Linked DNA regions of Mus musculus: regions 1, 2, 3, 4, 5 and 6 are each linked to region 7. The links are chromatin loops, found by intact Hi-C in ENCODE. Cell type or tissue: left cerebral cortex. All regions are shown on one strand.

What was found. Hi-C counts contacts between places; a loop is a spot of excess contacts. Peaks named below come from ENCODE experiments on the same cell type or tissue, not always from the same donor. Only the 100,000 strongest peaks of a DNase experiment are listed, where the experiment ranks them.
Region 1: a loop joins it to region 7, with 4 times the contacts of the local background. A loop is called at or near these places in 37 of 42 quality-filtered maps.
Region 2: a loop joins it to region 7, with 4 times the contacts of the local background. A loop is called at or near these places in 3 of 42 quality-filtered maps.
Region 3: a loop joins it to region 7, with 7 times the contacts of the local background. A loop is called at or near these places in 2 of 42 quality-filtered maps.
Region 4: a loop joins it to region 7, with 3 times the contacts of the local background. A loop is called at or near these places in 2 of 42 quality-filtered maps.
Region 5: it touches region 7 in a loop (2.4-fold over the local background); 4 of 42 quality-filtered maps call a loop at or near these places.
Region 6: a loop joins it to region 7, with 9 times the contacts of the local background. A loop is called at or near these places in 40 of 42 quality-filtered maps.

The regions. Positions count from the first base shown.
Region 1 is chr11:119,513,131-119,517,130 of GRCm38, forward strand. No RefSeq gene overlaps it. Among named protein-coding and RNA genes, the nearest start is that of Gm39484, 8.0 kb to the right of the region's middle. In left cerebral cortex, CTCF peaks have their summits at 2,143 and 3,976; DNase peaks (open chromatin) are centred at 2,073 and 2,946; H3K27ac peaks cover 3,005 bases.
Region 2 is chr11:119,303,117-119,307,116 of GRCm38, forward strand. It overlaps a transcript of Card14 not described here. Among named protein-coding and RNA genes, the nearest start is that of Card14, 2.7 kb to the right of the region's middle. In left cerebral cortex, a CTCF peak has its summit at 2,406 (motif pointing right); a DNase peak (open chromatin) is centred at 2,420.
Region 3 is chr11:119,794,510-119,798,509 of GRCm38, forward strand. All of the region lies in intron 7 of Rptor (regulatory associated protein of MTOR, complex 1), which reads left to right. Among named protein-coding and RNA genes, the nearest start is that of Rptoros, 38 kb to the right of the region's middle. In left cerebral cortex, no CTCF peak of the experiment used is centred here; DNase peaks (open chromatin) are centred at 374, 2,052, 3,582 and 3,786; H3K27ac peaks cover 3,906 bases.
Region 4 is chr11:119,547,078-119,551,077 of GRCm38, forward strand. It overlaps Nptx1 (neuronal pentraxin 1), which reads right to left and starts at 743. Exons shown (of 5, transcript NM_008730.2): 1 at 69-743. The coding sequence starts at 512. It overlaps Gm11762 (predicted gene 11762), which reads left to right and starts at 1,553. Exons shown (of 4, transcript NR_045099.1): 1 at 1,553-2,685. In left cerebral cortex, a CTCF peak has its summit at 2,275; DNase peaks (open chromatin) are centred at 379, 672, 977, 1,497 and 4 more places; H3K4me3 peaks cover 2,917 bases; H3K27ac peaks cover 2,791 bases.
Region 5 is chr11:119,337,877-119,341,876 of GRCm38, forward strand. It overlaps Card14 (caspase recruitment domain family, member 14), which reads left to right. Exons shown (of 23, transcript NM_130886.4): 17 at 359-596; 18 at 996-1,059; 19 at 1,699-1,810; 20 at 3,115-3,288. Among named protein-coding and RNA genes, the nearest start is that of Sgsh, 16 kb to the right of the region's middle. In left cerebral cortex, a CTCF peak has its summit at 1,995 (motif pointing right); a DNase peak (open chromatin) is centred at 2,000.
Region 6 is chr11:119,501,517-119,505,516 of GRCm38, forward strand. It overlaps Endov (endonuclease V), which reads left to right. Exons shown (of 9, transcript NM_001164636.1): 6 at 777-845; 7 at 1,183-1,311; 8 at 3,575-3,651. Among named protein-coding and RNA genes, the nearest start is that of Endov, 12 kb to the left of the region's middle. In left cerebral cortex, a CTCF peak has its summit at 2,348 (motif pointing right); a DNase peak (open chromatin) is centred at 2,366.
Region 7 is chr11:119,903,374-119,907,373 of GRCm38, forward strand. Gm39485 (a long non-coding RNA gene) reads right to left here. Exons shown (of 3, transcript XR_003949830.1): 3 at 3,323-4,000. Among named protein-coding and RNA genes, the nearest start is that of Chmp6, 8.4 kb to the right of the region's middle. In left cerebral cortex, CTCF peaks have their summits at 727 and 1,767; DNase peaks (open chromatin) are centred at 1,766, 2,292, 2,721, 3,336 and 1 more place; H3K27ac peaks cover 1,897 bases.

The DNA of each region.
Region 1 (4,000 bases), 390 kb before region 7:
TGTCAATTATGTGGAGCGAGGCCACCCTAGTTGATCAGCTTTTACAACGATCACAAAACACTGGAGAGAACCGTGTTAAAGGAAAGAGAGGTTTATTTTGGCTCATGGCCAAGGGTCGCTCTGGAGCCTGAGGGGAGGCAGCATGCCTTACTTAGTCAGGAGCCACGATTGGTCTTGTGACAGCCAGAAAGCAAGGGAGTGAGGAAACGGGGTCCTGTGGTCCCCTACAGGATTATATCTCAAAGGTCTCACCTAAACCTCACCTCATAGAGGTCTTCCACCTTCCCAGAGTGCCAGAGAACGGGCAGGAAGCCTTCCACACCTGGGTCCCTCAGATGGTTCAGATCCAAAGGGCTGCTGTTCTGGGGGCTGAAGCTGAGGCTGGGGCCCAGTGATGGGGTAGGGGACTGTGCAGTCTGAGACTCTGTTGCCCCCTTTGGCTTTCATGCCCTAGGGCCCTGGCACAGGAGCAGGCACAGCAGCTTATGGTCTCCTCTCCCTCTAGGTTAGTGGGTCACAACCTGTGTGTGGGGGTGGGGGGGCACATGACCATGTCACATGAATGGCATATTGGATATTCTGAATATGATATATTTTCATTATGATTCATAACAGTAGCAAAATTACAGTTATAAAGCAGCAATGGAGATAATTTTATGGTTGGGAGTCACCGTAATTTGAGGAACAGTGTTAAAGTGTTAAGGAGGCTGAGAATCACTGCTCTAGGTGATCCTTGGTCCCTCTGATGCTCCTCCAAAGGGAACCAGGAGGAACAGTGGACTGGAGCCATGCAGAGTCACCCTGGTTTCAGTCAGACCCTCAGATGCAAGCTAAGCAAAGCAGAAGTGGGTCCTCAGGACTTCATGCAGCTTGGTCTCTGAGGTCCTAGGAAAAAGCCATGCTACCTCCTAGACATCCTCTTCCTCCGCTGACAAGGAACAGTATGATTAAGGCTCCATTATTAACTTGCCAATCTTATTTCTGGGGCACAGCCGCTAACAGCTTAGGGGACCCACTTGGCATATAACGAGGTCTCCATGACAAATTACTTGGCTATCAATTAACTATCTGGGGAAATGTCATGCAGGATCCGTCATGCTGGCAGGGGAGAGAGAGCCAATTAACCTGGAGCAGTCAGTCCAATCCATACTCAGCCTCCAGCAGGGCTGGAAATGAGGCGAAGGAGCCTGCAGGGGCCCACAGTGGGCAGAACCTTCCCACCACCCCAGACGGACACAGGCTCCGTTCCTTCGTTCATAACATGGTCACTGGTCATGTGGCCGAAAAGGTCTCGGCTGAGGGGACCAATGGTTGGGTTAGACCATCTCTGGGAGGGATAACTGCACTGCCAGTGTCCATTGCTTAACATGTGACCGCAGGAAGCAAAGGGTCACCCACATCCTCAAGGTAAAGGGGACAAACGGCAGAGCTGTGAGATAAAGGGGTGGATGGACCCCAGAAACACAGCGCTGGCGACAGAGAAGCAGAGAACAGCCAGGATACTGCCTACGGACAGGTTACAGCACACTTGGCACATGGGACCATTGGCAGCACACTGGCAGCTACCGGCAGAATCCTGGCAACCTTCAAGGCTCTGGGATGCTCTGAGTCTTTCTGGAGTGACCCACTGCACCTCTAGCTAAATTTGACTGCCTCCCTTGCTCTGGCAGGTGCAGGCTTGGCCCTGACTCCTGAAGGCCAGGGCGGGTGTCCTGGGAGTAGGACAGAGTCATCCCGGACGAAGTGCGCGACCCCCTCAGCTGGCATTATAAGCCACAAAGATGGAGGGCTCTGGTGACTCTGGGCCATTACTGCCTGTACCTTTGGAGATCTGGCTTTGCTTTTAGAAAGGCCCTCTGGGTGCTAGGGGTGCCCACTCAGAACAGCAGCCCAGACCCTGACCCACCACACCCTTCGGCTTTGTCCGCGCCACTCAGCCAACCAGTGATTGGCAGCTGCCACTGCCCCGCCCCCAAACCTCATGCCTATTCATGACACTGACATATGGCACCTCCGTGGGGGGCTGAAGGGATCTGCTAGTTGAGAGAGTGCAGCTTGTCCCCATTCGAGCCCTGCTGAAGCAAAACAAATGCAAGATGCGAGGGGAGCAGAGGCGGCCCGGAGGCGTGTGCGCGCCTGTCGGTGAGCCTGTGTCTGCACACTCGCCCTGCAGGGACGCTGCGAGGGGGATGCAGGGTGAACCGGGGAGGATGGAAGGACTGGGCCTTCAGAGCCTCCTGGTTCTCCGCCGTGGGGTCCTGAGGAATCTGGCTGTCTGCCCATTGCCCCAGGCAGGCTTACACAATGAATTTTCCTCTCTTACACTGAGCACTGGGCTACAGACCGTGGGGCTATACCAGAGGTCTATATCAGAGGTCTGCAGCCCCAACAGAAGCAGATCTTTGGGAATGACAGTTCTAGCATCAGTCCAGAGGACTCCAGGCTCAACCCGAGTCTTGTCTTTTTATCTTTTCATTGTGTACTGGGATAGTGTCTCCCTTTGTTGCCCATGGCCGGGAACTCCTGCCTCCGCTCCCAATTACAGGTGTGTACCACCATGCTTTGGAGGTGCTGTGGCCCACAGAGGTCCTGTCTCACGTCTGGCTCCTCTTCCATTACCCTCTTCCTGAGGCTGAAGAAGTAGGTTTGGCTTTCAGACATCCTTGGCAGGGATGAGGCTAAGGGCTCTTTTTCCCAGTCTAGGCCTGGAAACCAACTTGGTATGTATATCCTAGAAATGCCATTGGATCCAGGACCTGCCTGTCCTCACTGTGCAAAAAAACGCCTCTGGCCACAGCCCCTGCCCTGATGGGACGGGCCCAGGTTGATTGGGCACTGGGCCGACTATGTTTCAGGCACCGCTGTGCATTGAGGCATCTGCTGCCACCATCTCCGGGCAGATGGCTTCCAGTGAGCTAAGTGTGTGCGGGGGAAGGGGTGCCATAGGAACCCCTTCCCGCAGGGAGCTTGGGGGCGGGAGAGGCAGGCACCCGCTAGAGCGAGCAGGGAGCAGACCACATCTGAAGGAGAGGCTGGGACCACACGAGTTCTGAGTGGGGTAAAGCCAATGAGTTTGTGGAGTCCCTGCCCATCCTCGGAAGAGAGGTGAGGTATCTCATGGAGCAGGGTTAGCCTTTCCCAGCAAACCTGGCTGGGTGGTCTTGGGTGACTTCTTTCTTTCAGGTTCCCAATGCCTGACAGAAAACCATCCTCAGACATCTGCCAGCTCCCAAACTTGAAGCTTCAGTAGGATGAGGGTGTCACCAGCACACAGACACTTGTCTGTTAGGGGGTGGTACAGTGAAGACACACTGGCACACCCTACCAGGCTCACCCAAGGCTCCCTGAGGGCTAGTCTTTGTGCTGTGTTAGTTGAGGTCACGGTGCTGGGCAGGGTTCTTTACCAACTGTCCCTAGCCACACCGGCAGCAACTGGAACCACAGGGGCGAGGGGCTGCCCAGTCTTCTGGCCAGGACACTAGCTGGGGTCAGAAATCCACTTCTCTCCCGGCTATCCCCAAAGCCATGTCTACTGCACTCAGGACTTACAGAAGAGCCAGGAACCTCAGTTCTCAAGGAAGAGGTAAACAGAATCCATCCTGGAGAGTTATGGTAAGGCAGGTCCTCCAGGGGCATTACGGAGGAACTGTGGGAAAGTTGTCAAGGAAAGAGCAGGGCGCCAGCCAGCAGCCTTGCCAGCGTGTCCATCAGGTGCCCCAGGTCCGAAGGCCTGCAGCCAGAGCTTGTGTGCTTGAGGCGGCTCTCTTCATTCCTACAACCACCTTGTAATGGTTTATGTCTGTTACCTCTAAGACTGGGCTGAGGCAAGACTGAGGAGGTCTGGGTGGCACCTGGGCCCGAGCTTCCCGATGCAAGGCGGGGGTGGGGAGCTGGTCTGCCCCATGCCATCCCTAGCATGTGGACCTGTGAAGACTCTGTGTTCTATAGAGATGCTGACTAGTACCTCAGACGTCCAGAGAGGGCAGCATGTGGGCCTCCC
Region 2 (4,000 bases), 600 kb before region 7:
CAAGGAAAATTATCTCATAAACAAATAAGATAATCATGCATAGTTACTGTGACGTAAACGAAACAGACAAGGTAGACTGAGTTCCTGAGGTGCTGGTTTCACTTGGTGGCTGGAGGGAAATGTCGCCTGACTTGAGAGGGGGGTGTTCATAGTCAGACCCAGGGAAGGAGCTCGAAGGGAAGGGGCAGTGAGAGTGAGCACGGACAGGGTGAAATGAGAAGGGCCGCCTCATCTGCAGGGTCTCACAGACTGCGATGGCCACAGCACCCCGTCCAGATGGGGCAGGATTGGGGACGGCCATTGATCCCTGACTTGTAAAAGTGACCCAGCTACAAAGAGAGATGGGAAGGAGATGCTGAAGCGATGAAGAGAGGGGATGGTGGCCGGGGCCGCTTCCTGGTTCTGTGACAATTTTAGATGGAAGTTTACAGAGCTGATGGCTAGGCTGGGTGGGGCTGTCAGGATTACAAAGATTTCTGGGTCACAAGATGGGGGAGTAGGGGGGGTGCAGAGGGAGCTGCTGGCATGGAGTTTCCCTGTGTGGTAAGTGGGGTGAGGGGAAATGGGGTGTGGAAAGTGGGGTGAGGGAAGCTTAAAACAGTTGCGTGGATATTTTCTGGGTGAGCAAATCAAGCATTCCCTGGCACCTGGTTCCTGCTGAAGTAAATATTGATCCAGATGGAAGATATTGATCCAGATAGAAGGATGTTCAGTCCCCTGCCTGCCTGGGAGGACCTCAGGAATGTTCATCTGCTCTCTTGGGTCTCAGGCTAGTCCCCCAGGTTTCAGGCTAATTTCTAGGTCTCAGGCTAGTTTCTAGGTCTCAGGCTAGTCGCCCTGAGGAGGAAAAGGCCACAGCCACTCTGCCAGGACCAGAGTCAAACTGAGCAAGAGCCTCACCACCTCCTGGGCAGGTGGAGCCTGCTGGCCTCAGGCTTCTCACATCTCCACATGTCCCTGCCTCATGTAAGAAGGCTCTCCTCACTGAGGCTCGGGCACTCAAAGCTCTAGGTAGTTCTAGGAAACACAAAGAACGTTGCCACACAACGGGGGGCACTAAGTCTCTACCCTAAAAGACAGGCCCGGCACAATGGCACACGCCTGTAGTCTCTGGCACTCAGGAGGCTGAAGCAGGTGGAAGATGAGTTCCTAACCAGCCTGGGCTTTGGGGGGCAAGGGAGCTCGCATGCACACACAACCAAGCACACCCAGCATGATAGCACAGGGCAGCCTGTGATCCTGATGCTCAAGGGGCAGAGGCAGGAGTTTCATTCCAAGTTCAAGACCATTCTCAGCTTCTACTGAGCTCCAGGCCAGCCAGAGCCACCCATAAAGAGCTGTCTCAAAGTGCAACAAAAGTCTGAAAGACAGAAACCATAAAGAAAAATATATAACCTCTTTAGACTCCAGGAGCTACAGACACAAAGCAGAAACTCCAACTAACTCGCTGCAGAAAGCCTCAGGGCACACTGCTGGTAGTTACCCAGTGTCCCTCAGGATTGCAACTGGGAGTCACTTCCAGGAACAGGAACACAGCTTCTGACACCACTCAAGGTGGTCACAGCAGGCTGAGAGGAGCTAACACCTTGACAGTATGGCTTATGGTAGTGGTGATCAGAGTGGAAAAGGGACAGGTGCTGACCCCAGGCCAGCCAGAGGGCAACTTTGGGCAATATTGCTCTTCTCTCTAATGTCCTAGAGGCCAGGACGGCTGGAGTACGCCTTGGAATCACCCCGTAGCATGAGTGGAAATGGAAGAACTGGCCAAGTGGGCCACCCTGGGAGAGGAAAGATTAGACACACCAGGGCCTGCAAAGCAGCAGGCTGGAGGAGAGTCCATGCGGAGTGGAGGTGGGGTTACACGGAGGACTGGCGTGTCACAGACCACTGCTCATGGGCACAAGAATCCCAGGACTTTTCCCAACCCATTGCCTTCAGTTTCTCAGCACTCAGCCAGAAGCCTAAGCAGGCAGGGTGCAGCGCACCCGACTCCCTGCCCGCCACCGGGTGCCAATGCAGCGAGTGTGCCAGGGCAAGGCAGGAAGTCAAGTCCACAGAGCAGCGGCAGAGCGAATCGCTGTCTGCTGCTCCTCCAAGCTCCGCATAGTCAGGCAGATGAAGGGGGAGGACCTACTGGCATTTGCACATTCCCAGTGTCAACTCCCTGCAGGACAACAGAAGTCAGTGCCCAGTGTCACACCACCACACTTAGCACGCTCTCTAGTGCATGCAGGAAGGCTCCCCCAACCACCACCGCCACTCTCCTAGCCTAGGATGGTCTGGAATTCATGACCTCCTCACTCTGCCCCCTGAGTACCAGGAACTACAGGTCTATGCCACCATGCCTGCCCTTGATTAAATATACAGTCTTCGGCCTACATGTATGCCTGTAGGCCAGCAGAGGGCACCAGATCTCATTCTAGATGGCCATGTCTTTGCTGGGAATGGAACTCAGGACCACTGGAAGAGCAGTCAGTGCAATTAACCTCTGAGCCATCTCTCCAGCCAGCCTCTGGTTTTTTAAGGGCAGTGACTGAGTGGGCCCTCCTCCTTCATGTGGCACGGCAGCAGTTCTTTGCCTTTCCTAGGTTTATATAAAGCTTTCTATTTCTGAGCCTTAGTGAGGAGAGCCTTCTTACATGAGGCAGGGGCATGTGGAGATGTGAGAAGCCTGAAGCCAGGGGGGCTCCACCTGCCCAGGAGGTGGTGAGGTTCTTGCTCTGTTTGACTCTGTGGTCCTGGCAAAGTGGCTGTGGCTTTTCCTCATCAGGGGGACTAGCCTGAGACCTGGGAGACTAGCCTGAGACCTGAAGAGCAGATGAAAATCCCTAAGGTCCTCCCACCCAGGCAGGAAGAACATCCTTCCACCCTGATCAGCATCTATCAGCCTGACATAGTTTTATCCATTCACTCAGGCAATATTCATGTGTGGGGCCGTGGGTGTAGGGGGAGAGAGGGGAGGGAGAGAGCCTTTCCACGCAGCCCCGGGTGGGCATCTGGTTGTGTGAAGCCACTGACCTCACACCTGAGGGGGTGGATAAGGGGCAGCCCCCAGTACCAGGTTCTCGCTGGATGCGGCGGAGGAGCTGAGAACAGAATAGGGGCCCCGGGGCAGCACTAGGCCCTGGAGATATAGGAAGAGGGGGCAGGGGGAAAGAGGAGGGGTGCTGGGTGGTTCCCACACAGGCCAAGTCCTTAGTCTGGGTCTTGATGAGCAGAGACAGTCTATGGTTTTAGAGCTTTATTGTAGAAAGGCAGGGGAAAAGAGAGGAGATATAAAGAGAGAGAGACCAGCCGTGGCCAAGAGGAGAGAAGGGGAAAAGGAGAGAGAGAGAGAGAGAGAGAGAGAGAGAGAGAGAGAGAGAGTTAGAGAGTAAGAAAGGTGAAGGCTTAGAGAGAGGTAAAAGCTTGGAGAAAGAGAGCTTAGAAAACGAGGAGGGGCCAAGCAGCCCCTCTTATAGTGGGCTGTTATCTTGCTGTTGCTAGGTAACTGTGAGGAGTCTAGCCTGAAGGTCAGAAGCTTGGGACATTGTCTACATGACTGAAAGCCATGAGCCTCTCCTGTGGGGGCTGTGGGGGCAGTAACTTCGACAGGAGCCAGGGGTCTAGGAGACATGAGAGAACTCCTTCCATTCCATGTAGGCGAAAATTACCACCACCGGGTTTCACCAAGGTTCATGGCCTCAGCTCGACTGGAGACCAGGCCGTCTGTGCATATTCCATTGCCCCACATTCATGCAACTGTCCTAGGGGTGGGGCTGAACAGAGAACAAGAAAGACGAGAACTGTCATGTGCCATGGGGGAGAAAAAAATAAAAACAGACCACAAAATAGATCTGGGCAGACAAGTGAAACAGGCCAAGGGGGAGGGAGGGCCCAGACGAGAAGCCTGCAGTTTAAAATAGAAAGGCCTGGAAGGGCCTTTTTTATGGGAAGCTGGACCTGGAGTGGTGTCAGAAGGAGGTGAGGGAAGTTCCTGGCAGCGGGAACAGCAGGTGCA
Region 3 (4,000 bases), 110 kb before region 7:
CACCCACTTTTAGGATAAGACAGTCACCTTTCAACCTCATTCACGGGCCAACCAGATCTGGGCAGTTAATTCCTCAGTACAACTCCGGTGAATCTGTGTATGGCAAGTTGACAGCTACAGCTAATTATCACAGGTGGACACACAGGCAAGCTAGAATCTTTTTCTGTCTTGCCTAGTCACTGCAGCACTCTTGGGATGGCCAGGTTCCCTTTCTTCCACCTTGCTCACTTCAAGAGCTGAGAAAGACCCTGAGGACACAGCTGAAGAATAGCGTTTAAACTGACTCCTTTCCTGTCCCCGTGCACAGCTGCCAGCTGCCATAAAGAGTTAGGATTCTATCCACTGGGCGATGGGGAGTCTTAGCAATGAGTGGGAGTTGCCGCTGTTTTCAAGTAGAAGTTCTGTGACTCAGGTTTGTGGGCTGCTGAGATTATGCAGTGTGCTCAGCACTCTGCCAAAAACTATAAGAAGATTGATACATATCGAGGAACGAAAGCCATTGCCCATAGGAATTTATTATCTAGTTACAGAGGAGATTAGCATAGAGGAGCAATGGTGAATAAGTAATAAAAAGAACACAAGCAAGGGCTTCGAGGAATGCCTGAGCTCCTCAGAGGTGAATGTTGTTAAAGATTTGAAGGTTATGCAGGAGCTTCACTAAGCTGTCAGGCCCAGGGCATCTTGAGCTACACAGAATAGATGGAGATCCTGCTACACTGAGTGGGACCTGGCCCCAGGGGAGCCAGAGTCTCTGACCCACGAAGGAGCGTGGGCAGCATAAGCAGACAGACAGAGGCCAGCTCTGACGTCTCCAGCACTGTGATGTGACTCTGGGCCAGCCAGGAGAAGAATGGATGGAGAGTGGTAACAGGTCAAACACACTCAGCCCTCAGCTTGCTCGGTTAGTAATGGTTTCGAGGCCCAGAAGGGAATCTTCTGTTTTCAGAAGTCTTTATTCTGTGCCTCAGAGGCCTGGATGTTCCCCCCTGTGTCGTGTGCCCAGGTCTAGCTGGGACATGCTCAGCCTGCTCTTCTCCTGCTCATCTTGCTACAGATGCCTAGCAGTCCTTAGAGATTCTAAGTGGAGACACTCAAGTCTGAGCAGTGGGGAAACTTGCTTTGCTGTTGGCTGCCCTGTGGTTTTCTAGCTGTGAAGGAGAGAGCAAGCACAGGAGGAGCTCTGGTTCATGTGGGTCAACAAGACTTGGGCATCATCAGCTTGCTGTAAGCCTACCTCCTGCAGCCCTGGTCCAGTTATTCCTAGTCCTCAGTACCTTGTGAGGCAGATGGTAGGCCAAATGTGTCCAGTTGTTCTCCACTTTCCCCCAAGGCCTCCAGCCCCACTTTGTGAGAATGAAGAGAATACCTTCCTGGGAGGTGGCCCGTGTGCAGTGGCACACATGGCCGTAGTCTCCAGTCAGTAGTCAGCCTGTCACAACTGGTCTGAGTGTCAGTACCCAGCTGAACAATAGGTTTTTGTACAGGCTAGCTTTGTGCAGCCCCATGTGAGGATTAGGTGGGGAAGGCTATGCTAGTGAGACACAGATTGGTGTGTTGCTCATAGGAATGAATGCATAGAACAAGAAATGTCTTCTCACTGAGGTTTGGATGACCACTGTTGTAACAAGGCCTGTCTGTCAACTAGGTGAAGAAGGGAAATGGACAGTCTTGCTGAATGACTGCAGAGGTCATGACAAGGGCCGGGGGGGCGGGGGGGGGGGTGCGCTCGGGATGAAGAGAGTATGGCCCAAGATGATGCCAGATGGCCATTCCAGAAGTTGCCCCACCCTGAAGTTATCATGTGCACAGCAGTGGAGACATTTAAAAGTGGTCACTCTGTGGCAGTTGGTAGTCAGCAGCGATAGCCTGGGTGTTGAAGTCAAGGAAGATGAGCCCTGGCAGGAAACAGAGAGCTGCAGGGAGCAGTGTCTGTGGGAAGATGGGAACAAGATGGGAATAAGCCCTCGTGCCGACAGCAACAGCGGGAGGGGAAGGAGGGAGGGAGAGCTGAGGAGGCGGCATGCCCCTGCCAAGGAGGTATCTGGCTGCCACGGCATCTGCTGTGCAAGTGTGACCTGTTTTATTTTAGTCCCGTGTGTGTCACACATAAGGTTAGTTTTTGTGACTCAGAGCCGAGACACAGGATGCAGAAGTTGCCCAGCCACAGCACAGCTGGGACTAGAATTTGGCTTCTCATCTTTCAATCCTGTGATCATTTTCCACATTAAGTTTGTCCTTGGTTAGCACTGAGGAGTTAAATTTTAAAAGAGCCCCTGTGCTTGTCAGTGGACTTTGTAGGGCCTAGAGAAGCTTCCTGAATGGGGTGAGGTCTCAGGTTGGATCCCTCTGGGTCCTACTGTAGCCTGTGATGATCCAAGATAGGCTCCCAGTTTCCCAGGCACAGAAGCCACAGCTCCAAAGTGAGGAGTAGGCTCACTTCTACCTTCGTCATCCCAAAAAGGACCTGTCTGCAGACGAGCCAGCAGCCACATCACTGCTCGCCCACTAGACAGGTACTCAGTCAGTCAACATGACTGATCTGTCTGCAGCAACTGGGCAGATTCTTTGCCTATGTCCTCATGACAATCTCGGGGGAAATTGGTGGTTGGGGGTGGGGGGTTCAGGTTGCTGTGGGATCCTAACCCAGACAACACATGCTCTGCTCACAGTGGCTGTCGGGGACCGAGGCTAGGGTAGAGAATCTTGCCAGCCCACTTCTCACTGCCGAGAAGACAGCTTTGGTTCACATTCCCAGAGACTGTCCCTGAGAAAACAAGGTGATCTGTGGTGACTTCACTTGACTCCAGGCATGTGGGCTCTTCCTGTTAACAGTCTAGGTCTGGAGGCAGACCATGCTCAGGCTCTGGTTCTTAGAGGCCCTGTACCTCTCCCCAAAACACTGCCCAGTGCACAAGGCACCAGCCCCATACACGCACACCTCCATGTGGTGGTCTCCACGGTAAAGAGCAGTAAGGACAACCCCATGCTCAGTGGAAGGGCAAGCCAGTCCCCAACACCCCATGCCGAGTTCCTCCCTGGGCCTTGCTTTCTCTTTAGTAGTAAGGTACGTAATGGTCCCCATACATGCTCAGCACTAGGCTGTGTGATAGCATGCCAGCCTTTGGAAATAAACCTGATGTAAATGTCATGTGTCGTTTACCCCCTCTCCCACACACCCTTTTCTCTCCTATCACTAAACCACCTTGAATATAAGGACATATTTTTGTTTCTAAACCAAATGGAATTCTTAACAAGAACGAGCTTACTCAGTGTAGCTGTGTTAGGTAGGTAGCCTGGCCCTGCTCCCCTCTGTTCCTGAGTCTTTGTCTTTGAGTTGTTCTTACTGACAATACCATCAACTAGGTGACTATAATGGGAATTATTAATCTGTTCCACCTTATAAATAGCAAATCACACTCTAGTCTCTAAACCAAATCACTGTGAAGATTTTCCTTCTGGGAGGAAGAAAGAGTTTCTAGTCAGATATAATTAAACGTGCTACCTAGTGGGTAAAATTAAGCTTGCTGCAGAGCAGAAAGAAGCATGCCCACACCTTAGGGCTTTGAACTACTCTGGTCTCCAATGGACATATGCTTGCCACAGACATGGATGCTCTGCCCTGTCAGGATGCAGAGCCTTCTCCTGGGTTAGCACTCAACACAGCTTTCCTTCACCTCCCTTTCCGTCGTGGAAGTGGCCACTCCCTCCCCAGTCTCTCCCTTGAGTGTCTGCAGTCTCTGCACTGCCTGGCCTTTCATGCATGCACATGCTGTGTGCTTCTCATCCGTCCTTCCCACTGGTTGTACTCTAGTGGACCAGCTGAATGACCGCGAGGTGAGTAGGCTGTGCCGGGGAGAACTCTCTTCCTCAGCTCTTACAGACTGAAATGTATGGATCCCCTGACAGCACAAGATGTGTCCCTGAGCCCCGTTGGCTTGTGCTACGTGTGTGGAACTGTGCAACCGTGTGTTGGCAGCTGTTCTCTGTCCACACACACAAA
Region 4 (4,000 bases), 360 kb before region 7:
GGTCGGGATGGGGTGGGCGAGGGCAGAAGGGCGCATAACACGGAGGGGAAACCGCAGCTCACGCGGACCTCGAGGTTCTCCAGTCGGGTTTTGAGAGATTGCAAAGTTTGCCCGAGTTGGCTGAGCGTCTCCGCGGCCGGCGTCCGGGACAGGTCGCCCATCGTGTTCTTGCCCGAGCCAGGCTGCTTGCGGCCGCCTCCCGACCTGGCCTCGCCGGGACCCGAGTCCAGGGTGCTCTGGCTCTCGCAGCGGCCAAGCTTGGTGGTCAGCTCCCTGATGGTCTCCTTCTGGCTGAGGATGGTCTCCTTCTGCTGCAGCACGGTCTCGCGGAGCTGCAGCACGTTGCTCCGAAGCTCCTCCGCGCCGCCCGCAGCCACGGACGCGGCACACATGTCTGCATCCACCGGCACCGAAGTGCAGATGAAGCGGGTCGGCCCGAAATCTTGGGCCCCACTGCCCAGGAGGCAGAGGGCGAGCAGCGCACAGGTGCGTGCGGCGCGGCCGGCCAGCATGGCTCCGGACACTTGGAGCACCGGGGCCGCTCGGCTCCGGTGGGGATCGGGCTGAGACCGGGATCGGGCTGGCTGGGGCAGTCGCTCCGCAGGCGGCCCGCGCTCTAGCACCGCGCTTCTACGCCGCACAGTCTTCTCGGCCGCGCTCCTCGGCCCCCACTGCCGCCTGCGCTGCGGAGCCCGCGCCTTTTATGCAGCCGCGGGAGGGGCCTCGGCGCCGCCGACGTCAGCGGGGGAGGAATCCCGCTTTAATTGTGTGCGGACCGGCCCCGCGGCGCCGCGGGGGTCGCACGGGAGCGCGGCTGGAGCTACCTCGGCCCTCCCCATCTCGTCCCTCCCGGATCCGCCACCGCCCCCTCCCACCGCCTCCGCACGCACGCCCCCGCCTGGGCCCGCGCCGCTTCCCCGAAGACTACCAGAATACAGGGCCAAGAAGGAGATCGGCCGTGGGCCTGGATTAGATGGTGGGGCACCTGCCCAATACCCCTAATCTCCAACGGGGCTCGGAAAAGAAGAATGGCCACAAGACAAGCTCGGTTCGCTTGCTCCACACTAAGCGCCCGTGTGGTTCGGGCTCCATGCGCTCGCAGCCCTCTTCTTCCTAAATAGTCAACGTCGGTGTCCCCTGCGTTCAGCTCGCTGAGGTCCAGAAAAGGGGTCGCGAGGCCGAACAATGATTCATGGACATTTGTGGCTGAAAGCCACGGAGCACTCTGAGTCTGGGGATCCCCCACGCCCTGGCTCCCCGCCCTACTGTATTCCCCTTCTTCCAACTCCTGAGGATTGTAGACCTAATAATGTCCCCCGCCCCCGGAAACGAGAGCCCGCACTATGCACTCGTCAGGGCTAAGGCCTTCTCGGATCTGTGGATCAAACCCTTCCTGCCATCCAAGCCAGCCTAGTTCCAGGCAGGTGGCGCCCCAGAAGCTGGCTGGCCACTCAAAAGGGGCCCCTGGGGGAGCTTCTTCCCTTACCGCTCTGGGCGTGTCTGTGTGTCCCTTTGTAGGTGTATGTGAGCGTTGGGTTTACCGGTCCACTTGAAACCCCGTCTAGCCCATTCCTCGCGCCCCTGGACTTTGGAGGAGGGGTTTCAGAGGTGGGCAGCGACTTCGCATCTACAGGGGTTCGCACCTCTTTACCCTTTTCCTACAGACACCTTACCCAGCCACCTGCACACCCATACCTCCTTTTTTTCTGGATAGCAGCACTGCCGGCTGGGATTCCAGTCCAGGTTTCAATGCCTCTGGGGACTCTGGACAAGGGTCTGGGCTGCAGCCCCACGTCGGAGTCAGAATCGGACCTGGGAACTCGCCCAAGATCCAATTATGTTGAAAAGAAAACGAAGGCGGGGAGAACCCACATCGGGTTTTAAATGACTGGAAAAGCCCAACTACAGGCTGGCTGGGTTCGCCCCATAGACCTTCCAGTCAAGCATTCGGTTGCCTCACTCCTTTTACGGGTCTGCGATGGACCAGACTAGGTCCGGACTGTGAGGCGCCAGTCCGGGACCCACTGGCAGCCTTCGGACAGAGGATGCCACTCTCCGGTGGGCATCACCGGTGGTGAAGGTAGAAGCCAGATTGGCAGGGAAGCCACTATCCAGGTCTTCTCCGACGCCTCCTCCCAGCCCCGAGCCCCAGGGGCGCCCCACTGCCTGTGTTTCTCTTCTCGGCATTTAACCATCCCGAGTCCGTGCTGCGAGCTGCCGTGGCCCCTACACGACAGGAGCGTCGCTGGGCCGCCGCTTCCGGGCGCCAGAGGGACCCCGCAGTCAGGACGCGGCTGTGGTGCAGAGAGGGAGTGCGGGGCTCCCGCTCCGGCGGGTCCACCGTCAGGTACAGAACGCAGGAACGCAGCGTCTCGCATCTGGGTGCCCCCTAGGTTCCGCTGGGGTCTCAGAACTAGCCTCCCGCCGTTCTGCGTGGGACGTACACCGGCAGAACTAGGAATTACCCCCCAACCCGGGGCGCTGCGCTGCTGGGCGACGTCTGCCCCCAACTCCCAACCTAGCGCGGACGGATGCGGGGACCCCGCGCAGACCTAGCGCTTCGGCCCCGGCGGCGCCTCCCCCCACGCGTCTAACGCGAAGCAGTTCCTGGCCTGGCCCTGCGGCGAGGCTATCCCCGCTCAGAGTGCGTGGGCGCAGGAGACCAGCCTGTCCCTTCCCCCGCAGGTGTGTAGAGGGAGCTGGGCGCTTAGTGTATCTTGAGCCCCAGGAGCGGCCCAAGGGTCCGATTTTTATCATCCAGAAGACCTAGGTGACTTTGGTACTGTCACATGTGGGCGCTGATGGTGCCTCACCTTTTGACGGAGGATGATGGGAGGGGGCGGGGCTCAAAGGGAAGAAAGGGTCCTGCGCTCAGGTCCAGAGGTGGCAAGACCTTTGGGATCTGTGTAGCCTGGAGCAGGGAGCAGGGTGCAGGGAGCAGGGAGCAGGGAGCAGGGAGCAGGGAGCAGGGAGCAGGGAGCAGGGAGCAGGGAGCAGGGAGCAGGGAGCAGGGAGCAGGGAGCAGGGAAGACAGTCAAGGATACAGTCCATTCGACCACCATTGCTAAACTGCCCAGCCCATGTGAGCAAACACACTGGAAGAGGCCTCTACCCTCTTTAAATCCATTCCAGAGGGTTCTCAGGATCCTAGGTAGGGAGAGTCTACCCTGGTCATTATAAAGTTGGCTCTGCTTCTCATTGTTTTGACTGGTAGCCCAGAGGGTCTGGGGCAAAGAAAAGCCATCAGAGGGGAAACCCAGGAAGTTGGTAGGTGGGTGCTCCACTGGCTACTTATATGACTGCAGGCATGTCTCTGTGCCTGACATGGGCACCACATCGCAGAGCCTGAAGTTGAGCGGAAGAGTGGGGTAAATACTCAGTCTGTGGACACAGCACAGCACCTAAGCCTGGGAAGCCTTGGTCTCACACAGAGCTGTAGTGCATTTTCACCACACCCATGCAAATCCCATTGATACCTGCAGAACAGAGATGTCTAAAATACTGAGGAAATGATGCGTTTAGAATACTTAGTTTTTATTATAATTATTTCATTATAATTTTATATAATTTAAGCCTGGATGATGGCTTTGTTAACCAGACTTGCTGAAGACTGAACAGTCAGCTGGCCCGGGTTCAGCATAACACTGGGGGAGGGAGCAGTCCTCGCACGGTGTAGGCCTGTGAGTACGAGGTAAATTCTGTTTGCAAGCTGATATTTGGTGCCAGAGTGGAAAGGGTGGGTGTTCTCAGGAAGACTACACAGGGAAGTCACACAGTACTCTGAGGACAGCAATGCCCATCAGGGCCTTTACCCACTGGAGAGTGGGAGCTCACACGGGTACACCCAAGCCCCACCCTGCAGCAGAGCCATGGTTATGAGCAGGGCAGGCATCTGGCATTACCATCAGGACCAGCCCCATATGCACAGAGCTTCCTGGAGGCTGACATGTGTAGGTGACAGGTGGGTCTGAAACAGTGCCAGACGGGCGCCAGCCTCCCC
Region 5 (4,000 bases), 570 kb before region 7:
CCTACCAGGAGCCAAGGCAGTTCAGCCAGGGTCTCCCTAAATTCCCCAGACTCTAATGAACTGGAAACTTCCCTCCATCCCACTGGGTGCCTTCCATAACTTTTCCCTCTCCCATCTCTACATTCTAGAACCTTCCTTGTGTAAGCTCAGAGGTCAGGGATCATCAACCACTGACATCTTCTTCTTTTGGGGGGATTTTCCGAGACAGGGTTTCTCTGTGTAGCCCTGGCTATCCTGGAACTCACTCTGTAGAACAGGCAGGCCTCGAACTCAGAAATCTGCTTGCCTCTGCCTCCCAAGTGCTGGGATTAAAGGCGTGTGCCACCACTGCCCAGCCACTTACATCTTCTTTTATCAGGTTATAAGAACCTCATCCAGGACCTAGATGCCAAAGTGGTAACGTCTGGGGATTCCTTCTACATCCGTGTCAACCTGGCCATGCAGAGGGGAGGGGACGGAGAACTGCAAACTCACTGCAATGACATCCTGCATGTCACTGACACCATGTTCCAAGGCCGCAGCTGCTGGCATGCCCACCATGTGAACCCCTACACCATGAAAGACATGGAGCCTGGCACCATCCCCAACTATTCACAGTGAGTAGCTGCTGCTGGCACTGCACAACCCCGCAGATGTCCCAAGGACAACATCTGCCTGTCTCAGTTGAGTGTTGAGGTCCCTCCACCTTCCAGAATCTTCGCTGCACTATAGCAGAGTGCCTGCCCAAGATAAAGAGTGAAGAAAAGGTTTACTTGAGTGCATGGGTCTGCTGGTGGTAGGTGCCTCTCTGTTATGTGCCCTGGCATTAGCTCCACTGGGACCAGTGTAGGGCAATTAAATTAGCATGGCCTGGCCTGGCCTGAGGCCTAGGAGATATTTTCAAGGCCTGAGTCTATGCGCCCAGGGTGGAACACTCCTGCTCCCTGCCTGTGTCACACTTGTCCTTGAGGAGGCTCAGTCAGGCTGTCAGAGCCTCTCTTCCTTCATTTGCTCAGGGCTCAGCAGCAGCTTCTGGCCCTCATCCAGGACATGACTCAACGGTGCACAGTCCCCCGCAAGGTGAGGCTCTGGCAGAAGGGTATGGTGCCCCTGGGGTGGGCTGGAAGGGAGCGGGGTGCTGTGGAATCCTGTGTGAGGGGTGTGGACCACTGAGCTGAGCAGGGCACTATCTGGACCCTGTGTTCCCCACCAAGCCCTGTGGGCCTGCAGGCCCTTGGAATGGGCCGTGTGAACACACCGGCCTGGTTTCAGAGTGGCCCCTGCTCTTCCTCACTTTCCCAGTCTCCTGTCACCAACCCACCCCCTGTTCTTGTTTCCTCTGAGGTCGGGCACCTTGTTCTCTTGGGACACAGAGCACCTTTCACTTTGAGCACCCATCTGTCCCTGAGCAAGGTGCTAGGATATCCCTGCCCGGAGCATGGCAATGCTAAGTCGGGAGAGGGCCTGCTCTTCTCTCTGCCTATTGCACCCTACCCCTTCCTGCAGAGCCCTGCTGCCTGAGGCCCCTCCCCTGCCTCTCACCCCTGGTGTGGGGCCTGGGAAGCCCGGTTGCTCATGGCACAGCCTGATTGTTCAGAGGCTGTTCTGGATTTGCTTATGTGGCAGGGTGCTGAAGCAGGGAGGGGGTGTCAGGCCCCAAACCCAGTACTGATGGCTGAGCCTGCTCTCTTTCCTGTCCCCCTGTTCCTCCCGTGACAGCCTCCTGGAGGACCACAGAAGTTAGTACGAATTGTCAGTGTGGACAAAGCCGCTGTCAGTCCTCTGACTTCATCCTTTGACCAAAGCCAGTGGGATTCTGGCAAGGAGGAAGGTGAGGCCTGGCTGGTTGGCATAGGGACCATGTGGGCATTGGGGGTCACTTCTGAGCAGTACCATCAAGGTGGTGTCTCTCACTCGGGCCGGGGGCTGTTGTCTGTTTGTTTAGATGTTTTGCATGCATGTATGTATGTATGTATGAACGTACTTATGTGTACTATTGACATGCAGTGTCCCCGGAGGCCAGTAGAGGGCATCAGATCCATTGTGATTGAGTTACAGGTGGTTGTGAGTCACTATGTGGGTAATTGGAATTAAAGTCTGTTGAAGAGCAGCCAGTGCTCTTAACAGCAAAACCATCTCTCCAACATCCCCCCACCCCAGGCTGTTTTTTACGGATCATAATAAATATCTACCCACCTTCTGAACAGCAACTGAGCATCACATTTGATGTCTTCTAAATGGCCGTGCCCCACTCTGAGGCCCGACCCAGTGAAACTATACAAAAGCTACTAGCCCACAAGTGTGTGCAGGAACAGTAAAACCTACCAATCGCCCAGTGTTCTGTAAGGAAGGTCACTAGGTGACCAGTGTATGCACGTGGTCATGCTAGAGGTCTGACTGGTGTAAGCCCACGGGTAACAACTACAGAGTGAAGCTGATCAGAAGTGAGTCTGGTAGTAGGGAAATAATTCGTTTTCTTTAAGACAGTTTGGATGCCTAATCTAAGCTGGGTACTGGGGCCTAGGAGATGGCTCTGCTGTTAAGAACACTTACTGCCCTTGGAGAGGGCCCGGGTTTGGTTACAACACCCAAATTAGACAGCTTACAACCACTTGTAACTCCATCCTACAGGATCCAATGCTGTCTTCTAGCCTCTGCAAGCAATGGTATGCGCGCACACACACACACACACACACACACACCACCAAAACATGTAAAAGTAAAAATAAACCTTTTCAAAAATAAGGTTGATATTGAAAACAGGAGCTACCTAAATAACCCAGGGTCCAGGAGGGAGGAGGCTGAGGACGCTGTGGCCTGAGGGGCAGGGATGAACGGCATGGATGAGGAGGGGGAAGAGTTGGGGTGAAGGGCAGGACCCTCACACCCTTCAGGAGGAACCAAGCTCCTCCTATCCTCAGAGGTTCATTCTGAAGAGCTGTGAGCTCTGTAGCAGCTGTGCCAGCATGCACAGTTAGCATAGCAGCTGTGCCAGCATGCACAGTTAGCATAGCAGCTGTGCCAGCATGCAGTTAGCAGCACTGAAATTGAGAATGCCCCCCACAATCAGTGTCTCCTGGGAGAGAGGGGGCAGGGACACAGGTGGGAGATGGTCACAACCTCTGTCCTCTGCAGGTGGTCCTAGCGTGTGCTTCTGGTCAGAGAGCTGCTTCACCCTGGCACCGTACACCCTGGTGCACCCCCACAGGCCTGCCCGGCCCCGGCCTGTGCTGTTTGTGCCTAGATTAGTTGGAAGGATCCTGGGTAAAAAGCTGTGTCTCCTCCAAGGTTTTAAGCAATGTTCAGCAGGTACGTGCTCCTCAGTCAAGCGACCAGAGCAGGGGACCATAAATTCAGAGATACTATAACTGAGGGCCACAGATGGGACACTGAATGGTGACAACTGTCTCATGGTTCCCAGGATGTCTGACCTCAGGGCCTCACCAGAGTCCTGCTCTCTGGGGGCTGCAGGTGTGGGTCCTTCCTGGCTCATCCAACACTTTAGGTGTGTGGGAAGTCCCCAGTCCCATCTTGGCTTTGGTCATTTCAGACCAGTTCAGTATGTGTGTCTTTGTCTATACATGACCTTCTTAGGGGCTATCATAACCAAGTATTGTTTCACATAAAGACCCTACTTCCAAAGAAAGTCCATTTTGGGTTCTTATGGGCATGAGAGAGATGGGACATTACCCCTCCCTCCAACACAGGCACATTGAAAACAGATGCCTTAGCAGGGCAGCATGGCTTGAGGGTTCTGTCAGTTTTCTATCAGCCACGAGGCAGTTTCATTTTATTTTTTTATTTGAGCCAAAGTTTCTCTGTATGGCTCTGTAGACCAGGCTGGCCTTGAATTCAGAGATCCAACATGGAGGCTTCATGAAAGTGCTTTCTAGGGCTGGTGAGATGGCTCAGTGGGTAAGAGCACCTGACTGCTCTTCCTGAAGGTCCCGAGTTCAAATCCCAGCAACCACATGGTGGCTCACAACCATCTGTAATGAGATCTGACTCCTTCTTCTGGAGT
Region 6 (4,000 bases), 400 kb before region 7:
TTACCAGAGTAGATGGAACTTCATGGCAGCGACCTCAGCACAGTCACCAACATATTCAGTGTGGCCCCTGTGGGGTCTGGGAGGGCACCTTGCATCCCTGCCTAGGCCTTTGAAATGAAATTTGCTGGGCTGGGGCAGTGGCTCAAGACTTAGAGTACATCCTGCTCTTGCAGGGCCCACTCTGGGCTCCCAGCTCCAATGCTGCATAGCTGACGACCATGGTAACTTCAGCTCCCAGCAATCTGATGCCCCAGCTTCTCTGAGCATCTGCCCTCATATCCCCCACAGACATCTACGCATGCCCTGTTCTTAAAGATAATCTTTTAAAGAATCAAGTTTGCCCTTCAGCTGTTTGAGAAGGGGCAGTGGGTTGAGGGATGGCTCCATCAGCAAAGTGCTTATCCTGCGTATAAAGACTTGAGGTTGGTTCCCATTAGCCATGTAAAAAGTGCTGAGCATGGGGGCCGTGCTTGTTATGCCAGCATCAGAACGGCACAAAGGCCTCTTGGTGAGCTCCAGGCCAATGAGACTCCTTCCCGAAGAAGGTGAACGATGCTCCTGAGGATGGTGTATCTAGCCGACCTGCACTTTTGCTTGGGATTTGATTGTTTGTTAGTTTGTGTGAGATGGAGGTCTCACTGTGTAGTCCTGTCTAGCCTCAAACTCACAGAGCTCTGCCCTCTGCCTGTCTGGCGCTGGGACTAAAGGTGTGCACTAGCATTCCTGCGATACATGTTTTTAAAAAGGTATTTTTACAGTTTTTTTCTGTTTCCCAGATTGTGCTCCTGCAGGCCGGAGGAGACACATTTCCTCTGATAGGCAGCTCTGGGACTGTCCTGGGAATGGTGAGTGGCCAGAAAGCTGTGCCTTGCCCAGACTCGGGACCTAGGCCATGCCACAAGGCAGCTCATGCACACGTGCACACGTGCACACATGCACTTTGTGGGGGCTGGACCCTGTTCCCTACATATCCTGCGACCAACCAGGGTATGCTGTGTCACATTCTCCTCTGGCTACCCTCACCCCATGTGCCACCTGAAGATGCCTGAGGGCCAACAGCCCCAGAGTCCTTGCACCCTGTGAACTCCTTCCAGCCCTCCAGGACATCCTCACAGCCTCAGTCCTGAGGCTGGTCCTGCTCCACAGCAACGTTGCCCATCCATGCTTGTCCTCCTTCCACAGGCCCTGAGGAGCCATGACCACAGCACCAAGCCCCTCTATGTCTCTGTGGGCCACAGAATAAGCCTGGAGGTCGCTGTGCGCCTCACCCACCACTGCTGTAGGTTCCGGATCCCAGAACCTATACGCCAGGTATGGGGCTGTGGTGGGAGTGGGAGAGTTGTGTGTGTGTGTGGGGGGGGGGGACTGACATTGCCACCTAGTTGTTTGTCTTTTATTGCTGTGATGAGACACCATGACCAAGGAAATTTTTACAAAGGCACTCATTTCACTGGAGCTGGCTTACAGGTCCAGAGGTTCAGTCTGTTATTATGATGGGAAGCATGGCAGCATCCAGGCAGGCATGGCACTGGAGGAGCTGAGAGAGCTCTACCTCTTGTTCCAAAGGCAGCTGCTTCCAGGCAGTTAGGGTAAGGGTGTAAAGCCCACGCCCACAGTGACACACCTACTCCAACAAGGCCACACCTCCTAATAGTGCCACTCCCTGGGCCAAGCATATACAAACCATCACACAGTCTCACTTGGGGTGGGTCTCTGCAGGCATCTGAGGACAGATCCCCAGGCCCTTGATGAGAGAGCCTGAAAGCAGGACAAGTTGGACGCAACCCTTGGTCAGAGGATCTCACAGGGTCATTCGGTGGCTACATTGAGGAAGCTAGTGCTTGTGCCAGAGACACCAATTGGGACCCCAGGCCATGGCTCTGCCAGACACCTGTTACCTAAGCTGCTGTTCAGGGACCCAGAGGCTCAACACTGATTAACCAGTCATCTCACCCTACAGGAAAGCAGCATGCAACTGAGATCCCAACATGCACCTGTCACGTGGTGGTGCCTGTCCAAACCCTAGGTTGAGAACCCAGGAAAAACCACTCTTTAGAGGAGGCTAGGACAGTCCAGACTCTGGAAAGGCACTATCAAAAGCCCTGGTTCAGGAGGAATTTGATGCATTCGAGCAACTCAGCCACAGCAGGAAGCGTACAGTTCCAGGGCTCACTAGCAAGGGACTTAGAGCAGCTGCTGTCTACATCAGCTGTGGGACAGTTTTTCAGGTCACAACTCCATTCCTTCTGGAGGCTGTGAGGTCTTTGGGAGGTGTGAAGGAAGGGCTACAGGCTGGACTGCCCAGAGCCTGCCTAGGCTCAGCCCTCAGGAGAGCTGCAGGTGCACAGGATGGCCTCCAGGGGGCAGCAGCAGGCAGTGCATCCTGTGATGCTCAGCCCTGCTCCTGGAAAGGCTGCCCAGAGGTAGCCTCTGAGAATGAGTGAGTTCTTGTCATCCCCCAAGGAAGGCCTTCTTTAACTGAGTCCTCATCTGGGGTGTTACTGCTGTTACAGGTGCAGTGGTCTCTCAAGCCCCAGAAGGCCTTTCCCCTTCCATCCTGGCCATCTAATGAGAGCAAGTCAGCGATGCACTCCCTTAGCACCTGCAGCCCAGAGCTGTGCAGCCCCAGACCTGCATTGTTAGCCGTGATGTTTCCCAGAGTTACAGTGGTTTCTGTCCTAGCAAGTAAGGGGGCAGCCTCCTGCAAAGCACCTGGAGTACTGGAATCCAGAGCACACCTGTCACATGTCACAAGAGAGCCTCCCAAACCCTGGGCACATGCAGAGCGAGCACGTGATGGCCTAGCCTGGGAGCCCAGGTTGGCAGGGAGGAAGGGAATAAGGCTCTGTCGGCCCGGCAGGACGGGCTGTGGCTTTTGGCCTATCTTCTTTCCACTGGCCCCTCAGCAGAGCACCCTCCCAACAATTCCACTTCCCCAAAGTTCTCCAAGAAGGGCTTAGTGTCTGTCTTTAGGGTCTTCCTTCCCTCTGCTCTGGTGCAAACCCGGACTCTGGTACAGCCCAGGACATCCCACTGCCCACGGCCCACTTCCCTTAGCTGAAGAGCAGCTGCTGTCTGCAGGATTAGCTATTGCTGTCTGTGAGTCTTGTGATCCCAAAGCTAAGCTAAACCCATCTGAGCCGGGACCAGGGGCTTCCTGAGGCCAGGCTCTTAGAGGTGGAGGAGGGGGGTGCATATTCAGATCTGAGTCCCTCTCTGTGGCTCTACCTGTGGTCCCCAAGCCCTTTTTTATTAGCGTAACTTGTCAACCTTTCTGGAGATGAACAGGTGTCACAGCTGACACCCATCAGAGGGACAGCCAGTGAAAACGAACAGTCTGAGTCAGAGAAGAGGCTGAGCATCCTGGAAAAGCAAGAGGTCAGGTCCCTCAGCCTTCACCTCAACCCCGAGGGTCTCAGCATCTCTCTGCCAACTACACACTGGCGGGGCTGATTCCCCAAAGGACATGATGAGCCTGTGTGGGCTGCCCCTGAAAGAGTGGAATGTGCTTCCAGGCTACTGGGGATGGGAAGACATGCCCAGGGCCTGGCTTACACCTGTGTGTATCCTTCAGGCTGACATCCGCTCTCGAGAGTACATCCGAAGGACTCTAGGGCAGCTTGGGGTGGCTCCTGCACAGAGAAAGGACAGGTGAGTGTGGGAAGGACACCGGCAATGGGTTGTGTATGAATCCATCCTGTCCTTGATGCAGGGTTGTAGCTTAGGGCCACAGAGTGAGGCTGGGCCTGGTAGGGGACATAGGGAGGGGATCCCTCAGAGACTTCAAACATAGTAGGAACTCTCAAGAAACCCCACTCCTTTGGCTCAGCTGGCCCAAGGCCCACCTCCAAACGTGGTTGCTATCCGAGTTAGGGTTTTTGTTGCTGTGAGGAGGCACCATGACCAAAAGCAAGTTGGATTGGAAAGGGTTTGTCTTAACCTTCTGTGTCCTGTTCATCACTGGAGGAAGTCATGACAGGAGCTCAAGCAGCACAGGACC
Region 7 (4,000 bases):
CTGAAGGTCAGCCTGGGGCACCATAAAGACCTAATAAACCAAGATCTTTAAAAGAGATCAGTCAAGGACTTGATTAGACATCTCTCCAAAGAAAACAGCAAATGAGTAGGCAGCACATGGAAGACATCACTAGATAATACAACCAAGTTTCTGGGAGGTACCATCTCATACCTGCCAACTCGGCTTTAATCTGAAGGTGGAAAGTAGCACGTGTCCACCAGGACATGAAGGGATTGTAGCACTTGTGCACTATGTAGGGGGCTTGAGAAGGAGTGGGCGATACTGAAAGTGGCTTGGTATCTCTTCAAGAAGATCAGCACGGGGGGCTAGAGAGATGGCTCAGTGGTTAAGAGCACCGACTGTTCTTCCAGAGGTCCTGAGTTCAGTTCCCAGCAACCACATGGTGGCTCACAACCATCCATAATGAGATTTGATACCTTCTTCTGGTGCATCTGAAGACAGCTACAGTGTACTTAGATATAATAATAAATAAATCTTAAAAAAAAAAGATTAGCACGGAGTTATGGTACAACCCTGCAATTTCAGGGCTAAATATAAGTCCCAGAGAAACAAAAGCATGTGACCACATGGAAACCTTGGAGGATGTTTATAGGATGTTGTTCATAAGGCAGAAACTACCTACATGACCATGTGTGAATGAATGAATAAACAAAACTTGGGGTGAGAGGAACAATGTGGTTAGCCCCCTTCACTACCTCTTTCCACCACATAAGGACAAAGTGTGCAAGGCATTGTCTTAAGAGGCAGAGCCTAGGCTGGCATCGAGCACTGGACCTGCTAAAGCCTGGACCTTGGACTTCCTAATATCCAGAATTGTCAGAAACATGCTTATTCTTTATTTTTTATTAATGTTATTTGTTTAGAGCGTATGCATGCCTGCACATGTGTGGGCATGCACATGCCATGGAGGCCAGAGGACCTTGTGGGATCCAGGGTTTGAACTCAGGTCATGAGGCTTGGCAGCAAATGTCCTTAAACACCGGAGCCACGTCACCCCACTGGCCCTCTACTCTTTATCAGTCTCAGAGGAGCTGGATTGAGCTTGGTTGAGTCTTTGCTTTGGCTTTAGTTTTGGTATTTGAGACAGGGTAGCCCTGTCTAACCTCAAACTCTTAATCCTCTTGCCTTATCTTTTTGAGTTCTGGGTTTACAGGTGTGACTCTATATCATACATTGTCCTTATGAGATGCAGTTAGTATGAGCTGGACTACAGACCCTGTGTTATCAGCCAAGATTTTCTCCTAAACAGCATCTGGTTTACCAAAGGCTGTGTGACCCCCTCATAGCTACCAAAGCCCTCGTCAGGTCTGACCTCCTCCTCTGTCCACCCCTAAGCCTGTCACCTGTCTTACTGGTCCATGATAGCCTGTCCCCTGCCCCACTCCACACTGTCCTGCTCTGTCGTATCTGATGATCAGGCTTCTAGGGTCAGATGTCACCCCCTTCCCTAACAACTATCCCCAGAATCCCCCTACCTTACTGCTCATCACCTTGCCCGTGCCCCCCATCACCACCCCACAAGCCAGAGCAGGACCATGGATGGTAGGTACTAAATGAACCAGTGAGTGAGCTACCAGTGGATAATGCCTGAGTGGGGAGAGAATGAGCTAATAAACAAGCCAGCCATCTGCTGAGCATAAGAGTGAGGGGCGAATGAATAAACTGCCCATATCTAGGCACATCTGTGACAGGAGCCTCAGCATGGAGGTTACACAGCAGTTCATCAGCTGCCTGTCCTACAGCACCACTGTGTGGTTGCAGTAGGGATTGCCACTACCCACATTAACATAACATCCCAGAAGAAAGGGGCTCCTGTTCTCAATCCTTCAAAGATGTGAGAGGGAGGGAGAGAGAGGGAGACAAGTACTTTCTTCTGCCCCGCCCCACCCCTGAGCTCCCTCAGAGCAGCCTTCCTCCCCTCAGAATTTCCTCTAGAAGGTCTAGCAACATACGTGCAAGGTATCCCTCGTTGCTGGCGATCCAGGCCTGCTTGAAAGCAAGCAGGTGTCTGCAGCCCTGACTGGTCAGCACCAACCCCTGAGCTCAGGCCCTATCTCTGGGATTTGCTGTCTTCTTACTGACTCCACAGTATTCCTTCTTGGGCTTGTCTCATATTTTCTGCTACCTGTGTCTGAGCTCTGAGGGCCCCAGGACCACTGGATCCATTGCACAGCCCTCCTGCACCTCCCCCTATAACTCACCTACAGCCTGCCTACATTCTGCCAGTAGCTCACCACATAGTATGTGTGTAACGCACAGCCGCGGCTCCCACTTTATGCTCCCTGGCATCAGCTTACACATGTGAGAGTCACACACCCAGATGACATACTTGTTTAAGACAAGAGCCCAATCTCTCCCAGCTTCACCAGCGTAGCCATAAGCTTCTGGCCTTTGGACCCTGAAATTGGCTTGGGTAGACCTCCCATGACAAGGCTGTCATTCCTGACTTGGGTAGATTGTTGGCCTCAGCTGGGCCATCCAGAGCCCTGTTCTGGTTGTGCCAACGAGGCCTGCAAAGGTGAGCTGCCTTTCGTCTCTTTCCTGCTTTCCAACCCTAGATGGAAGCTGGCCCAGAGAAGCTGGCACAGTCACAAGAGTGACATGAAGGAGGAAAGTGACTCCTGTGTCTGCCAGTTCTTGCTCCCTGGTAAAGGTTGGGAACATCTCAGTGCCAGCAACACACAGGGATCACACTTACACTCCAGCTATCCCAACACCACCTCCCTGATCGATCACTCACTCTCTTGTATCCCCCACTGCAGACTGCCTGTGAGTGGCTCGGCACTGTGTCAGCCCCGCTGCTACCTGGTGTTGCAAAGCTGAAAGCCACGGAAGAGATCCAAGTTAGATTCCCTATAAGAAACTTTCTGGAAATGGGAAAGGAATAGTTCTTGTCACTGTTTTAGGCTGGCCTTCTTTCACTCAGTAGAAGGCTGGCTCAAGGGGAGACAGTGCACAGGCCTTCTCACACCCCACCTGCGGACCCATAGGCAGTCTTCATCCTTTTGCACATCCACCTATTACCCACCTGCAACCTGCCTTGTGGGCAGCTTGCACCTCACCCCTCAGTGCACATTGATTGACAGCTGTGCCCCTTCTTGATAACTAGGTCAGCAGGCCTGCATCTATGGCCTCTGTGTGTTCTCAGGGCTGCTGCAGAAGATGCTGTGCAGAGACCCAGGGATGGGACTCCCCAGCCTCCGTTCCTCCAACCCTTCGGTGATTTTGAGACATGTGGTTCTCAGCACTAAATATCCTTTAGGTGAAATATCCAAGCCAGTAAGGATGCCTCGGTTGGCTCAGTCTAGTTCCAGAAACAGCCTCACACAGAACCCAGCACTGGTTACCCAACGCACCAAAGGCTCTGTGCAGTGTGGATTGAGTTGTTTCCCCCAGAACTCACGCTGATGACCGGAGAGGTGGTTTACACCTGGCTCCTCTAACAGAGAGAGGTGTACCCAGTGGTGGCTCATGACCATCTTTAACTCCAGTTCCAGAAACCAATACCCTATCCTGGTTTTGTGGACACCAGGCACGTGTGTGTGTCACCCCCAACAAAAAGCCTCATGTTGCTGTTTTGGCCTCAGAATGTGTCCTTCTTTGGAACAGGGCCGTTGTAGGTACAGTTGGGTTGAGGCAAGCCTTAATCCAAAGTGATGATTCTTTATAAAGAGGATTTGGACACAGACAGTGGGAGATGCAGTGTGAAGGTGGAAGCAGAGATCGGGTGATGTTCTGCCAGCCAAGCAGCCGAGGGAGGATCACAACATGTCGCCTTCAGAAGCCAGGGAAAGCCTGGTGTGGCCTCCCACAGAGCTTGTAGAGAAATCTGCCCTCTTTATTCCTCTGACTCTTTCAACGATTTTGGTGCTTCTGACCCCAGGGCTCTGTGACAGGACAGATGCTTCCAACCCTGCCTGGTTAAACCCTGGTCACTGCCCGGAATAGTCTTTCTGGAAAGCAGAGTCAGGCAACCAAG